Linked DNA regions of Homo sapiens: region 1 is linked to region 2. A link is an interaction called in ENCODE POLR2A ChIA-PET data of the cell type or tissue named here. Cell type or tissue: PC-9. All regions are shown on one strand. Each heading gives the region's core, and the rest is flanking DNA. Links, peaks and the distances in the headings are about the cores only. Region 1 has its middle 15 kb from the start of C1S. Region 2 holds the start of LOC124902869 (a long non-coding RNA gene).

What was found. Peaks named below come from ENCODE experiments on the same cell type or tissue, not always from the same donor. Only the 100,000 strongest peaks of a DNase experiment are listed, where the experiment ranks them.
Region 1: POLR2A ChIA-PET joins it to region 2 with 9 read pairs; 2 of 35 experiments call an interaction of 5 or more read pairs at or near these places.

Annotation. Positions count from the first base shown.
Region 1 is chr12:7,071,531-7,079,914 of GRCh38, reverse strand. No RefSeq gene overlaps it. Among named protein-coding and RNA genes, the nearest start is that of C1S, 15 kb to the right of the region's middle. In PC-9, for the core only: no CTCF peak of the experiment used is centred there; a DNase peak (open chromatin) is centred at 474; H3K4me3 peaks cover 120 bases; H3K27ac peaks cover 223 bases.
Region 2 is chr12:7,171,440-7,177,793 of GRCh38, reverse strand. It overlaps LOC124902869 (a long non-coding RNA gene), which reads left to right and starts at 3,115. Exons shown (of 2, transcript XR_007063196.1): 1 at 3,115-3,180. In PC-9, for the core only: no CTCF peak of the experiment used is centred there; a DNase peak (open chromatin) is centred at 2,053; H3K27me3 peaks cover 132 bases.

The DNA of each region.
Region 1 (8,384 bases), core at 297-5,296, 98 kb after region 2:
TCTGCCTCAGGGTTCAACTGATTCTTGTGCCTCAGCCACCTGAGTAGCTGGAATTACAGGCATCTGTCACCACTGCCCAGCTAAATTTTTTGTATTTTCAGTAAAGACGGAGTTTTGCCATGTTGGCCAGGCTAGTCTCGAACTCCTGACCTCAAGTGATCCGCCTGCCTCGGCCTCCAAAGTGCTGGGATTACAGGCAAGAGCCACTGCACCCAGCCTATAACAGCTTTTTTAACAGCTCATCTTCCAGTCTCTAAATATTCCTTAGGAGAGGAGTGCTATGAAATTTTTGTTTCCAAGCTGAATCACTAACAATATTGTTAAATCACTTGTATTCTTTAAGATCTCTAAAAATCAGAAAAGGACACAGAACTTGGATTAAGCATTATAAGTATTTGTAATAGAACAGTATCATGGTGTTATTGCACAATTGACTGTTCCAGACTTGTTTAAACAACTTTACATGACCCAGCACACACAGGCCTGAACTTCAGAAGACCAGCAGAGTTAAAACATTCCCAAGTGATGAGTTGTTTTTTTTTAACTTTTTTTAAACTTTTTTTTTTTTTTTTTTTTTGAGACAGAGTCTCATTCTATCACCCAGGCTGGATGCAGTGGCACAATCTCAGCTGACTGCAGCCTCCACCTCCCAGGTTCAAGAGATTCTCCTGCCTCAGCCTCCCGAGTAGCTGGGATTACAGGCGCCTGCCACTATGCCCAGCTAATTTTTGTACCTTTGGTAGAGATGGCATTTCACCATGTTGGCAAGGCTGGTCTCGAACTCCTGACTTCAAGTGATTCGCCCACCTCGGTCTCCCAAAGTGCTGGGATTACAGGCATGAGCCACCGTGCCCAGCCCTCTTCTTATTTTAATAATCGGAGGAGTTCCCAGGAAACTCAGATGACTCCTCTGACCTTCTAATTCCCATTCCCCCACCCCAAACTCATATGTGTCTTATTCTCAAAGTGCACTGGAATAGGAAAGTACAGGCAAAACCAATGATCTGTGAATAGATGGTTCACAGAAAAGAAAATATAAATTGCTTTGAGGCTTTGGGGCTTAATTTCACTCATAATAAGGAAAATATTTAAATAAAATGCCATCTTTTTACCTGTAAGATTGGCAAAAATAATATACCATGTTGTTGAAAATGTAAAGAAAAAGACACTCTCACACATTGCTTTTCGGAATGTATCCCTACAGAGAGCAATTTGGTAACAGGTAACCAAAATTACAAATACATATGCCTTTTCACTCACCAATTCAACTTCTAGGAATTCAGCCCACATTTTCTCACATATGAAATAAACCGCACATGTAGGTTAGTCATTGCAGCATTGTTTATAATAACAAAATATTGGAATCCTGCATTCTGAAAGGTATCTGGTACCAAAGTTTCAGGTAAATTATGGAATATCCAAATGATGAAATGCAATGTAACCATTCAATCCTTACTACAGACAGCATGGTAAGTGAAAACAAGTAAAATGCAGAATGTATAAAATATTATGTATAAAACGCTACCGTTTCCATTTGTAGCCAGGTGGTGGCACATGCCTGTAGTACCAGCTACTTGGGAGACTGAGGTGGGAGGATGGCTTGAGCCTGGGAGGTCGAAGCTGCAATGAACTATGATCACACCACTGTACTCCAGCCTGAGCGACACAGCAAGGCTCTGTCTCAAAAATAAATGAAATAAAATAATAAAATGCTACTATTTGTATACATAACAGGAGTAGGCATATATCACTTACATGTGTATAAAAGATCACTAGAAAGATATACAAGAAATATTGGTGGTCTCTGGGGGGACATAGGAGTGGAAGGAAAAGTTATCACTGTATGCTGTTTTGATCTTTCAAAGTTTTAACCATGTAGGTGTTTTACCTATTCAAAAAATAGATGGTGCTCTTTAAATAAAAAAAAAAATTAGGCTGGAAGCAGTGGCTCATGCCTATAATCCTAGCACTTTAGGAGGTCGAGGCTGGAGAATCATCTGAGCCCAGGAGTTCGAGACCAACCTGGTCAGAACCAACTGGTGACATCAGATGTTTAAAAAAAAAAAAAAACAAAAACCGTGAAAGAAGACTAACCCGGGCAACATAGTGAGATTCCATCATTATAAAAAATTAAAAATTAGCTGGACATGATGATGTGTGCCTGTGGTCCCAGCTACTCAGGAGGCTGAAACAGGAGGCACACTTGAGCGCAGGAATTCGAGGCTGTAGTGAGCAATGTTCTCACCACTGCACTCCAGCCTGGGCAACAGAGCAAGACTCTGTATTTAAAAAAATATAGAAAATAAGAATTTAAAAATTGTAAAGGAGTAGCCTCATTGAAAAAGTTGACATGTATCAAAGATCGGAGGAAGTTAGACATTCAGAGACCTAGGGAAAGAATATTCCAGGAAGAAGCCAAGGGCCCTGAAGTGAGCAGCTGCCTGATCCATCAGAGAATGCGCAGGCAGCCACGCCATGTTCTGGGCAGAGTGCTCCGTGTGCACACATTGAAAGGCTCATGCTGGCTGCTGAATTGAAGACATACTACAGCTGAAAAAGGGCATAAAAAGGACCAATTCGGTGGCAATTACAGTAATGCAGGCAAGAAGTGATGGTAGCTCAGAGCAGGGGTGCAGTGGAAGTGGTGAGAAGTGGTCAGATTATGGATAAAACTTAAAGAAGAACCAAAGGGTTTCCTGACGGAGTAGACACTGGAAGGGGAGGGGTGAGAAAATGGTGTCAGCTTGATGGGGATGAGTACGAGACGAGCAGGTCTGATAGGTTCTGTCTGGAACATGTTGATTTTCAGATGGCTACTAGTTTAGGGCCAAGAAGAAGGAGATTTACCGACCTCCTGAACCAAACAACAACAAAGAAGACTAAAATACATGAAACAACGGTTTTTGAGACACTGGACATTGGACAAAAAAAGACAACGATGCCTGAGAGACTGGGCCCATTTTACTGCCTTGAGAGAGTTTCCAAGCTGAGTTGCTAGAAGGAGAAATCCAGGTAGGACTCAGTCAGCTCCCTGACTTGAGGAGACACAGGCCCAGATCCAGGAAACCAAGGCCCCTGGAGGTCACAGAACTGAGGATCAGGGAGGAGAAAGGTACACAGAGAGATGGCCAGAAGTCTGCAGAGGATCCCACAAGTATTTAACTGAGTACTGCTCAGCACTCACATGTGAGAAAACTACCTGGGGATGGGGAGAATCCCAATAACATCAGCAGAGGGAACGCCACCCGGCAATCACCAGGCCTGGGAACAGTGCCTGATGCCACCAGCCAGCCTGGAAACCGTCATGCCCCACAGGGCATTGGGAAGAGAATGCAGGAGGCTCTCGCCTCTGTTGTAGGGCCCAGGCTGACCAGGACCATGACCACCAAGGTAGGAGGAAAACCTGGGGAGCTCAGTGCTCAGAAGCCAAGGAAAGAAAGTGCATCGAGGTGGAGATAAAGACTGAGCATCCATCCTTGGATGGAGCAATGTCAGAGTCATTGGTGACCCAGAAAAGCACAGTATGGTGGAATGATAGGGGGAAAAGCCAGAGCCAAGTTGGAGAGAGAGCGGGAGAGTAGGAACTGGAAACAGGGTATAATCAATTATTTTAAGGAATTTGCTGCAAACGGAAGCAAATAAATAGGGAAAGCTGTTGGAGGAATTGTGGTCAAGAGAAGTCTGTCTTAAGTTTAGAGGAATTACAACATGTTAACATACAGATAGGAATTACACAATAGGGAGGGAAATGGTGATGGGGTGGGTGGAGATGGAATCGAGTTGGAAGCATGGATAAGTCACCAACGGATAAGTTAACACACATGCCAGCTGAGTGTAAGGGAACAGATGCCAGTATTCCAGTAGATGTGGTGGTGGTAGAAGCTCTCTGCTAGGTTTCATGTGTCTTGGTGAGGTAGAAAATAAGGTCATCAGCTGAGAATGAGGATGGAGAATTTCAGGGGTGTGAGAAGAGAGAAGAAATGAAATAGTCATCTGGGACAGTGGGATTGAGAATGGATTAGGGAATTTTGATTGCCTGGGAGCATGAAGGGTTCATTTGAGATTCATGGCCAACAGTTAAAAGGGAGACAGTTGTTCTTTTGTGAGACATTCTCACCTTTTTTGAGACAGTTGTGTGAGCTTGTGTGTTTTCCCCTAGCCACTAGCAGCCGTACCATTCAGGCACACAGGAAGCAGGGTTTTATTACGTCAAGTGAGCATATTGAAACCAAAGAAGAGCCAGATGTGGTGGCTCATCCCTACAATCCCATCACTTTGGGAGACCATGGAGAGAAGATTGCTTGAGGCCAAGAGTTCAAGACCAGCCTGGGCAACATAGCGAGACCCTGTCTCTACAAAAAAATTAAAAATTAGCCAGGTGTGGTAGTGCATGACTGTAGTCTCAGTGTCTCAGGAGGCTGAGGTGGGAGGACTCCTTAAACCCAGGAGTTTGGGGCTACAGTAAGCTGTCATTATGCCACTGTACTCCAGCGTGGGCAACAGAGTGCGACCCCGTCTAAAAGAAAGAGAGAGAGAGAGAGAGGAAGGAACAGAAGGAGGGAGGGAAGAAGGGAAGGGAAGGAAGGAAGGAAGGAAAATAACAGGCATGCAGGAAAAAAAAATCATATTTTCAGAGGATAGATGATGACAGTGAGGACAACACAGGACACCAAAACGGAGGCAAGCCACCAAGGACCGGGAAAAGAGACCTGAAAGGCTTAGGGCCACTTAAGGCAAACTCGAGACAACTTCGTAAATTGCTGGAAAAAAATTCTACATAAATTGTATCACAATTATGTGGCAGAGCAGGTAAAGTTCATCTAGGTCCAACCTAGGTGTTCAGTGTTTTCCAAAACCTCTCCTCGGGGGTCTCTGTCAAGCCTTTTGGGGTCAGCCCTGCCCCACACAACCGGCCTCTGCTTGGCCCTATGAGAAGGCCAAATTCTCCCTTTTAGGTCTTCTTCAGTCCTACTCAGATCTGACACACTCACCTGCAGTGGCCCCAGGATTCTTCTCTGCTGTCCTGACTTCTCCCCCAACTAGGTGCTCAGGTGCTTTTTTTGCTTTCATCCCTGCTTCCGTGCATTTTTATTCTGTGAATTTTTATTTCTGTGATTTTTTTTTTTTTGAGACAGAGGCTCGCTCTGTCACGCAGGCTGGAGTGCGGTGGCGTGATCTAGGCTCACTGCAACCTCTGCCTCCCAGGTTCAAATGATTCTTCTGCCTCAGCTTGCTGAATAGCTGGGACTACAGGTGCCCGCCATGACGCCCGGCTAATTTTGTATTTTTAGTAGAGACGGGGTTTCACCGTGTTAGCCAAGATGATCTCAATCTCCCGACCTCATGATCCGCCCGCCTCGGCCTCCCAAAGTGCTGGGATTATAGGCATGAGCCATAGCGCCCGGCCCTATTTCTGTGGATTTTTATTCTAGCCATCCTCTTTTATTTTTTCTGTTAAAAACCTTAAGTTCTTCTTGCTTTCTGTCTAAGAGAGATCAAGAAACATTTTCATTTTATCCATGAATAGGCAGATGCCCAGAAAAACCTGAGCATATTATGCCAAAAATATTTCACACTCAGTCCTTAAGCAATGAAGACAAAAGAAATGATTTGTTTCCACATTAAACCTAAAGGGAGATAGATACACAATGCAAACAGCCCATTTGGAGATGAGGCAGAACACAATGGTTACAATCAGAATGAGCTCCTTCCTGGCAGCTGCAGGTCTTCTGTGTTCTTTGTAGTCCCTTATAGAGGAAGAGAGATTTTTTTTAAAACAGATGCTTCCATTCAGGAAACTAGGTCCATCAGAGACTTTCCCTGTAGGTTTTGCTCTGGGGGGGGGGGGTTCCCCCGTTGTGGTTCCTGTTACCACAACTTCATCTCCCTCAATATGTCCAGTCTCTGCTTTTCTCTGGTTCAAGGGTGGACATACCCAAAATCAATTTCCTCTTAGGACAAATGAGAGAAGCTGGATCTTTCCAATGTGTCTTTTTATGATTGTAAGAGAAAATAAAAAAGGATGTGAGTACAAAACGTAGCAAGAGGGAAATCTTGGTAGTGATGGAATTGTTTCGTATCTTGACTGCAGAGGTGCTCACATGAGTCTCCAATGTAGTAAAATAACACAAAACTGCCCTTGCACATTGTACCAACATGAGTTTCCTGGTTTAGATATTGTACTGTAGTTACCTAAGATGTAGCCATTAGGGGAAATAGCGCCTCTCTGTACTAACTTTGCAACTTCTTGTGAATATGTCAAAAGAAAAAGGGTTTTGTTAAATCATTATTTTAAAAACCATGGCAGAGTTTGTGGATCTGATCAAGATTAAATAAAGCTGTGTTGTGTCCGTGTGTGTGTGTGTGTGTGTGTGTGTGTGTGTGTGTGTGTGTGTGAGACGGAATCTCACTCTGCTGCCCAGGCTGGAATGCAGTGGTGCCATCTCGGCTCACTGCAATACCAGGTTCAAGCGATTCTCCTGCCTCAGCCTCCCGAGTAGCTGGGATTACAAGCACCTGCCACCACACCTGGCTAATTTTTGTATTTTTAGTAGAGACAAGGTTTCACTGTGTTGGTCAGGCTGCTCTCAAACTCCTGACCTCATGTGATCCATCCTCCCTGGCCTCCCAAAGTGCTGGGATTACAGGTGTGAGTCACCACGCCTCACATCATATTTTCAATTTTTAAAATAATAACCAATATGCAGGAAAAAAGTCACATTTCCACTGAATATGTTTCTGATTCTAGCAGTCACTGTAAAGGAAACTTTAGAGTCCCAGGATCCCTTCTAGCCCCTTCTGGGCTGGTCCAGTTTCAAGTAGGTTCAAGCCCTCTTGACCACCGGACATTGTCTTTCCTCCCTGGCATGAGTTGCTGACCCACCAGTCCATTTTCTTCTGACCAAAGAAAAGTGACAATTCACCTTCTTCAAAAAGCTAACTCTTTTCCTGAGTTTCAGATGAAGCGGACATATGTTCCCAAGTAACTTGCAAGGTACTACGATGGATACCCTTTAAACACAATGAATGACTTTCTAGCCCCTCTAGGACCTGATGACAAGCTCTTCCCAGCTCTGAAGTCTCTGATCATGATTCATTTAGGTCTTCTCCCTGCCATTCACCCAGAGAAATGACCTTGCAGCACAGTCAACGATGCAAAGCCCATTCCCGTCATGCCGTACAAGGTGGCAGCAAAGAGGGAAATTCTTCACCAATACCTCAGCCCATCAGCAAGGGCAGAACCCAAATAGACTGGTGATTCTCCGAGAGGGATGAACTTCCTTTTTCTGTTACTTGTCAGATTCCAGGTTAATTTTTTGCTATTGCCCCAAGTATAAAAAAAGAAGAACAATATCCCTTTCACAGACCATGTTTCTAAATCTTAATATTCCTCCAATGCCTTTTTATCTCTAGAAGAATCCTCCTCTCACGGAAACACTCTCACCCAGGGCACACTGTCAACTCCATTGCTCCTGCAATGACAGGAAGGGTGAGGAGGTGGCTATGAGGCATACAGTTCAGGAGTGACACAGTGACTTTATGCTGCTTGGTTGACCATATAATCCTCCCAGGGACTCCCTGTTGTAATTCCCTTCAATTCTTCAGGCCCTTCAATTAGAGTTCCTCTGGTTACCTCATCACGTTTACCCTGCGGTCTAAGGTCAACTGTTGAATTTAGCCCTCTTGGTCTATGGAATATCAAAGTCCATTCTTGATGGGCCCAAACCAACCTTTTTTGGCTTCTAGTAAAAACTGCCCTCCTGAAAGCCACGTGTCACATCAAATAGGTCAGATTCCCCCTCAGCTCTTCCTCTCAGACCTCCGCTTTCCTAAGACGCCCTGTTAGGGCAACCGCTGTCCTAAGATAGTTGTCCTGTCCTCAGTTTTTAAAATGCTAAGTCTCTATTCTGTAGTCATTTCTCATCACTAATCATTCTTTTGGAAGAGGAATCTTTTCTTTTCCTTCCCCTAGAAAATAGAAGGGAGAGTTTTGGGGTCCATCCTTACCGAGATTTTCTGCTATGTCATCTTGGTACAGAGTTCAGTCTAATGAAAACATTGTCACAAATTGATTAAAACCACCAGGAAAGCAGACAAGAGCATGCTCAATTTCTTTAGTTTTTCTTTTTTGTTGTCATAATATTGCATGATACAATGAGTATTAGAGGAAAATTAACTTTCCGTTCACATATTGAAACAATTTCTACTTAAAGAAGATCTTAAACAGCCAACTCAAACTATTGTACATGGATTTCTGAATGAGGTGGGGTTTTTTTATTTTGCTTTGTTCCAGATAATGTCTCACTCTGGTTGCCCAGGCTGGAGTACAGTGGCATGATCACTGCAACCTTGACCTCCTGGGCTCAAGCGATCCTCCCAACTCA
Region 2 (6,354 bases), core at 1-5,000:
CCTAAAACCGAGGAGTCAGCAGAGCTATGCTCCTTCTGGAGGCAGTAGGGAGAAATCTGTTTTCTTGTCTTTTCCAGCTTCTAGAGGCCACCTGATTCTTTGGTTCATGGCACCTACCTCTGTCTTCAGCCAGAAATGTCTGGCCAAGCCCCTCTAATATGGTCATCCCTCTGGTTCTCTCCCTGCCGCCTCCATCTCTCACATATAAGGACCTCAGTGATCATATTGGGCCCACTTGGATAATCCAGAATCATCTCTACATTCTCTCTCCATATCCTGGAGGATAATCTCCAAGACCTCTACCACATTCATTGATTCTAAAAAGTTATCACACCAAGAGAATGCAGTAATAACTTTTTTAAGCCACTTAGTTTGTGAAAAATTTTTATAGCAGCAATGAGAAGACAAGCCACTGACTTGGAGAAAATATTTGCAAAACTCCTACGTGATAAAGAACTGTTATCCAAAATATAAAAAGAACTCTTAAAACTCAACAATAAGAACATAAGGTGGGCCAATTAGAAACTTCCATCTTCAACTGTAATTTCTCTTTGCCATGTGGCCTCACCTATTCACAGGTTCCAGACAGTACGACGTGGACATCTTTGGGAAGGACATTATTTTGCAACACACCCACTGAAAATATCCTTCAGGAATGGAGGGAAAATCAAGACATGCTTCATTAAGGAAAATGAAAAGAATTTGTCCCCATCAGACCTACCCTGACTGAATAGCCAAAGGAAGTTCTTAAAGCAGAAAGGAAACAATAAAAGAAGGAACTCAGGAACATCATGAAATAAGGAAAAATGCAGTAAGCAAAAATATGGGTCAATACAATAGGCTCAAGTTTTCTAACATATGTTTGACGATTGAAGAAACATCATATCATTGTTTGTTTTTTGGAATAAGCATTAGCTAAACAAATGAAACTTAAGTTGCCCAACCAGTTACTTATATTCAGCATCTATGAGTTTCAGTAACTTCACCTTGACACTCACCACATTTTGTCATCTACAACCTGAAGGGATTGCACAACAGATTTCTAAAAGTCCCTGTTTCTAAAATCTATGACTGTCATGTAGTAAGTAGTGTCAAATGCCCTCTATAAGAGCCAGTCTCATTGTCCATTTTAATTCAATAATTCGACAAGTGTGTATTAGGCACCTATTGAGCACAAGTCCTCATGCTAATTCCCTAATTTCTTATCATTTATAATTCCTTATTATTTAGGCATTTACTCTGATATTTGCATTATCTTTAAATCCCCTCCCAGGGCTTAACCTTACCAGTCCCACCACCACCAAATATACATGCTTCCTGTCCATGGGAGCCTTTTCAAGTAGGCTGCTCCCACCCAGCTGCCCAAGCTGGCTTCCTGTGAGACCTCTACCACATTCATTGATTCTAAAAAGTATCACTTTAAGAGAATGAGAAGACGAGCTACTAACTTGGACAAAATATTTGCAAAACTCATACGTCATAAAGGACTGTTATCCAAAATTTTAAAAGACTTTAAAACTCAGTAATAAGAAAACAAACAACTCAACTTGAAAATGGGCAAAACATCTGAATAGGCAAAAGAAGATATACAGATGGCAAATAAGCATATGAAAAGATGCTTAGCATCATATGTCATTAAGAATTGCAAGTTAAAACAACAATGACAGACCACTACACACCTATTGGAATGGCCAAAATCCAAAACTCTGGCAACACCAAATGCTGACAAGGGTGTGGAGCAACAGGAACCCTTTTTTGTTGCTGTTGGGAATGCAAAATGGTACAGCCACTTTGGAAGACAGTTTGGCAAATTCTTACAAAAACTAACCATACTCTTATCATATGGTCCAGCCATCACACTCTTTGGTATTTAACCAAATGAGCTGAAAACATATCCACACAAAACTTTGCACAATATTATTCATAAACACCAAACTTGAAGAAGGAAACCAAGATGTCCTTCAGTAGAGGAACAGATAAACTGTGATTCATCCATACAATGGAATGTTATTTAGCAATAAAAAGAAATGAGCTAACCAGCCATTAAAAGGCATGGAGGAAACTTAAATGCATATTACTAAGTGAAAGAAGCCAATCTGAAAATGATTCATACTATATGATTCCAAGTATATGACATCCTGGAAAAGGCAAAGCTATGGAGACAGCAAAAAGATCAGTAGTTGCCAAGGGGTGGAGGTCAGGGAAGAGGGATGAGTAGGTGGAAGACAGAGCATTTTTAGGGCAGTGAGGCCACCCTGTAATGGTGAACTTATATCATTTGTCAAAACCCATAGAACTTACAACACAACAAGTGAAGTCTACTGAAAACTATGGACTGTGGGTGACCATGATGGGTCAATGTAGGTTCATAATTGTAGCAAATGCACCCTCTGGTAAGGGATATTGAGAGTAGGGAAGTCTGGGGATGGGGACAGGGGGTATATGGGAACTCTCTGTGCTTTCTGCTCAGTTTTTCTGTGAACCCCAAACAGCTCTAAAAAATAAAATATATTAAAAAAAGTATTACTGAGCTTCTTCAGATGAAAGTGGAGTATGTTTCCTACTGCCTGTTGCTGCAGAATTTAGCCAGCTGAGTACCCTTCCTCCCACAATATTTCTGTAACACAGAGGAGATAATACACACCATTGGTTACACACAGCCTGTATTCCACAGACTTTGGCTGATGACAGGGTGAGCAAGATATATTACGTGTCTCAGGGTAGCACCTAGTAGCACCTGGTAAAAATTCTCTGCTAAAATTAAAGAGGGAAAGTATAGTAGATGGTATGTCATGTTATAGTCATATAACATAAGTCATAATTCCAGGCATAAGTCCCAGGAGCATGGGTCTCCTTCCTTCTCACATCCTTATTCTTGGGTGTAGGTGCCTGCTTCTGCACATTATTGTAGAAGAGATGACAATAACTGAAGTAACTCACATTTTTAGGGAGTATTCCAGTTCCAGGAACTGTGCTAAACACATTCTCAGTAACTATAAGAATGTGGGAGACAAGCAGGATTGTCTGGTGAATTACCTGGGGAGCTCCTTCCAGTTGCCTGGCAAGAGGCTAGCTTGGAGGGCTGGGAAGATCATCATCCTCTTTCTCCCAGCAGGACATGCCACTCCAGACAGAACTCAACTTCCCTAGTGACTATTGGCTATCCAACCTCTCCTCCAGGTAAGAAAAGTTATGCCTGATCTCAGTATATTCCAAGGTCTCTAGATGCTGGGCTTCATGTTTTCCAAGGTATTGCTGTAAATGATTAGCACTCAAACTCAGACTGTCAAGGCCACAAAGCCACCCACACTTGCCTTCTAAAAGTCACAGCAATAGGAAGAGGGAGCCTTCTTAACCCCCTCCTCAAAATGCTGAGAGAACAGGGAACCTATTCACCTGCTGACTCTTCCACCTGCTTCATCCCATAGCAAATGACCCACTAGAGTTTTCTCTAAGGGCTTTGCAAGAAAGAATGTAAGCCCCATGACAGCAGAGATTTCAGCCAGCTCAGTGCTGGATCTCCAGGACCTAGAACTGTGCCTGACACACACAGTAGATAATGTTTTAATTGGTTTTATTATTTTTAGGTATGGTAAATCCAACAGATCAGGAAATTACTGCCATTGAAAAGATAGTTTGTTACAATTCCCAGAGAAGTGGGGGGCACACCATATCACAAGGGGCCAAATGTGGTAAAGGAAAGAAGGGAGAAAAGGAGGAAAGCAGGAAGGAAGGAAGGGAGGGAGGGAGGGAGGGAGGGAGGGAGGGAGGGAGGAGCCAGCCATCAAGTCATGAAAATAAATGGAAGAAAATTAAAATACATATTGATAAGTGAAAGAAGCCAATTTAAAAAGGCTACATAATGTATTATTTCAGCTATATGACATTCTGAAAAAGGCAAAACTATGGAGACAGTCAAAAGTTCAGGGGTTGCCAGGGGCTCAAGGGGAGGGAGGGGTGTGGATGAGTATATGGAGCACAGAGCGTTTTTAGGGCGGTGAAATTATCCTGTGTAATACTGTACTAGTAGATACATGTCATTATATATATCATTACACATTTGTCCAAACCCACAGAATGTACAACACAAAGAGTGAAGCCCAGTGAAAATTATGGAATTTCAGTAATCATGATGGGTCAGTGTAGGTTTATCAATTGTAACAAATGTTCCACACTAAAACAAGATGATAAAGGCTTGTTATCCAAAATATTTTTTTAAACTCAACAATAACAAGTCAATTTTAAAATTGGCAAAAGACCTGAAGAGACACTGCATTAAAGAAGATATACTGATGACAAATAAATATATGAAAAGATGTTAAATATCATGTCATTAGAGAATCACAAGTTAAAACAACAATGAAACACCACTACATACATATTAGAACAGCTAAAATTCAAAACACAGACAACACCAAATGCTGGTGAGGATGTGGAGCAACAGAAACTCTCTTTCATTGTTGGAGGGAATGCTAAATGGTGTGACCACTTGAAAAGATAGTCTTAACAGTTTCCTACAAAACAAAACATACATACTCTTACCATACAGTCCAGCAATCCTTGGCATTTAACCAGAGTTGAAACCTGTCCATACAAAACCATGCACATGAGTGTTTATAGCAGCTTTATCCACTGCTATATCACTGCCAAAACTTAAGAAAAACCAAAATGTCCTTCAATAGGTGAATGGATAAACAACTGTGGTACATCCATACAATGGAATATTGTTCTAGTGGTTACCTTTAACACACTTAGTTCCCTTTTTCTTTAGACAATCCTATTGCTACTTTCTATGAACAAAAAAAGACTAGCTTATAACTTTTCTTCCTCCATCTCCTCCCTTCCTTCCCCTGTTCAGCTTTAGTCATACAATCTTCCTTAATGTTTACCCTTTATACTTTTGAAGATGCTCAACTCTTTGCTACTTGATTTGTCAGCTTTACATGATATCCTTTCACTTGTAGCTATTACATAAAATGAATCAGTGAGATTTTTCTGCTGTTCTCCTTTTTCCTCCCATTTTGTTTGTTGTATTATTCTCTTGTCATTCCTATTCCCACTTTTGTTTTACTCTTAGTTTTGCAGTTAACTATTATTCAGTGCTTGCCAACTAGTCCTTTTGCCAAAGGGAATGGGTTTTAAGCACTTTTAAGTTCTTTATGTCTGCCATTGTATAATGGGAGTGTTGTTATCCTCTTGTATGATCTTACAGCAAATCATCTGGTGAGGATTTTGGGTAGTGAGACAAATGAGGCTGGGCATGTGTGGGATAGGAATAAACTACTGAGTAGAATGTCAGCCTTGGATACAGAGTAGCCTCGGAGTTCATTTAATGAGTCTATAGTTTTTGCCCATAGCTAAGCCTCCTGGGAGAAAAAGCCAAGTTGTACACCCATGCCCCAGGTGTGATGGTGCATACCCATAGATTCAGCTACTCAGGAGGCTGAGGGGGGATCACTTGAGCCCAAAAGGTCAAGGCTGCAGTGAGCTATGATCGTGCCACTGCACTCCAGCCTAGGCTGCAGAGTGAGACCTTGTCTCAAAGAAAAAAAAAAAGAAATTCTGGAATTTGAGTTGGATGTACTGCCCCCATGTTATAATATTAAAAGTAAAATTTCCCATAATTTAGCAAATTAATATCTTATGAAAATTTGGTTTTAGCATGTAGACCATTTTTCAGAAAGTCTATTTTAAATGATTTTGTTTTAATTACAACTAGTTAAATTATACCCAGAATTCCATACATAAATCCCCTTCATAAACCTTATCATGACTTACACAGACCATACAATATGCTTGGACTTTTTGACTTGTCTTATACTATCTCTTTCTTACATAACGAGTCATTTTATTTTAGGACAAGAATTTACAAGATCCCTCTTCATACAAAATTATTCTTTATATTTTTACTTGCCAAAAATCTTTTAATCTGTAATTTTTTATATAATTTTTTTAACTTACTGGCTCCCTCATATTTTGAACCTCTCAATAATTTTTAAATTAAACAAAAACTATTATTATTATTCCCCAATAAAGAATATAATTTTTGTCATATTTTATATAAACCAAGGATGTAAGAAATCCTGCACTGCCCATGAAACACTGACATTTTATAGATGAGAACCATTGCACAATTTCAAGATTTTAAACCACACAAAAAGTTCACTGTTTAAGTATCTATTATATTTAGATGTTGGGAACAGGCCCCCCAAAATCTGGCCATAAACTGGCCCCAAAACTGGCCATAAACAAAATCTCTGCAGCACTGTGACATATTCATGATGGCCATAACACCCATGCTGGAAGGTTGTGGGTTTACCAGAATGAGGGCAAGGAACACCTGGCCTGCCTAGG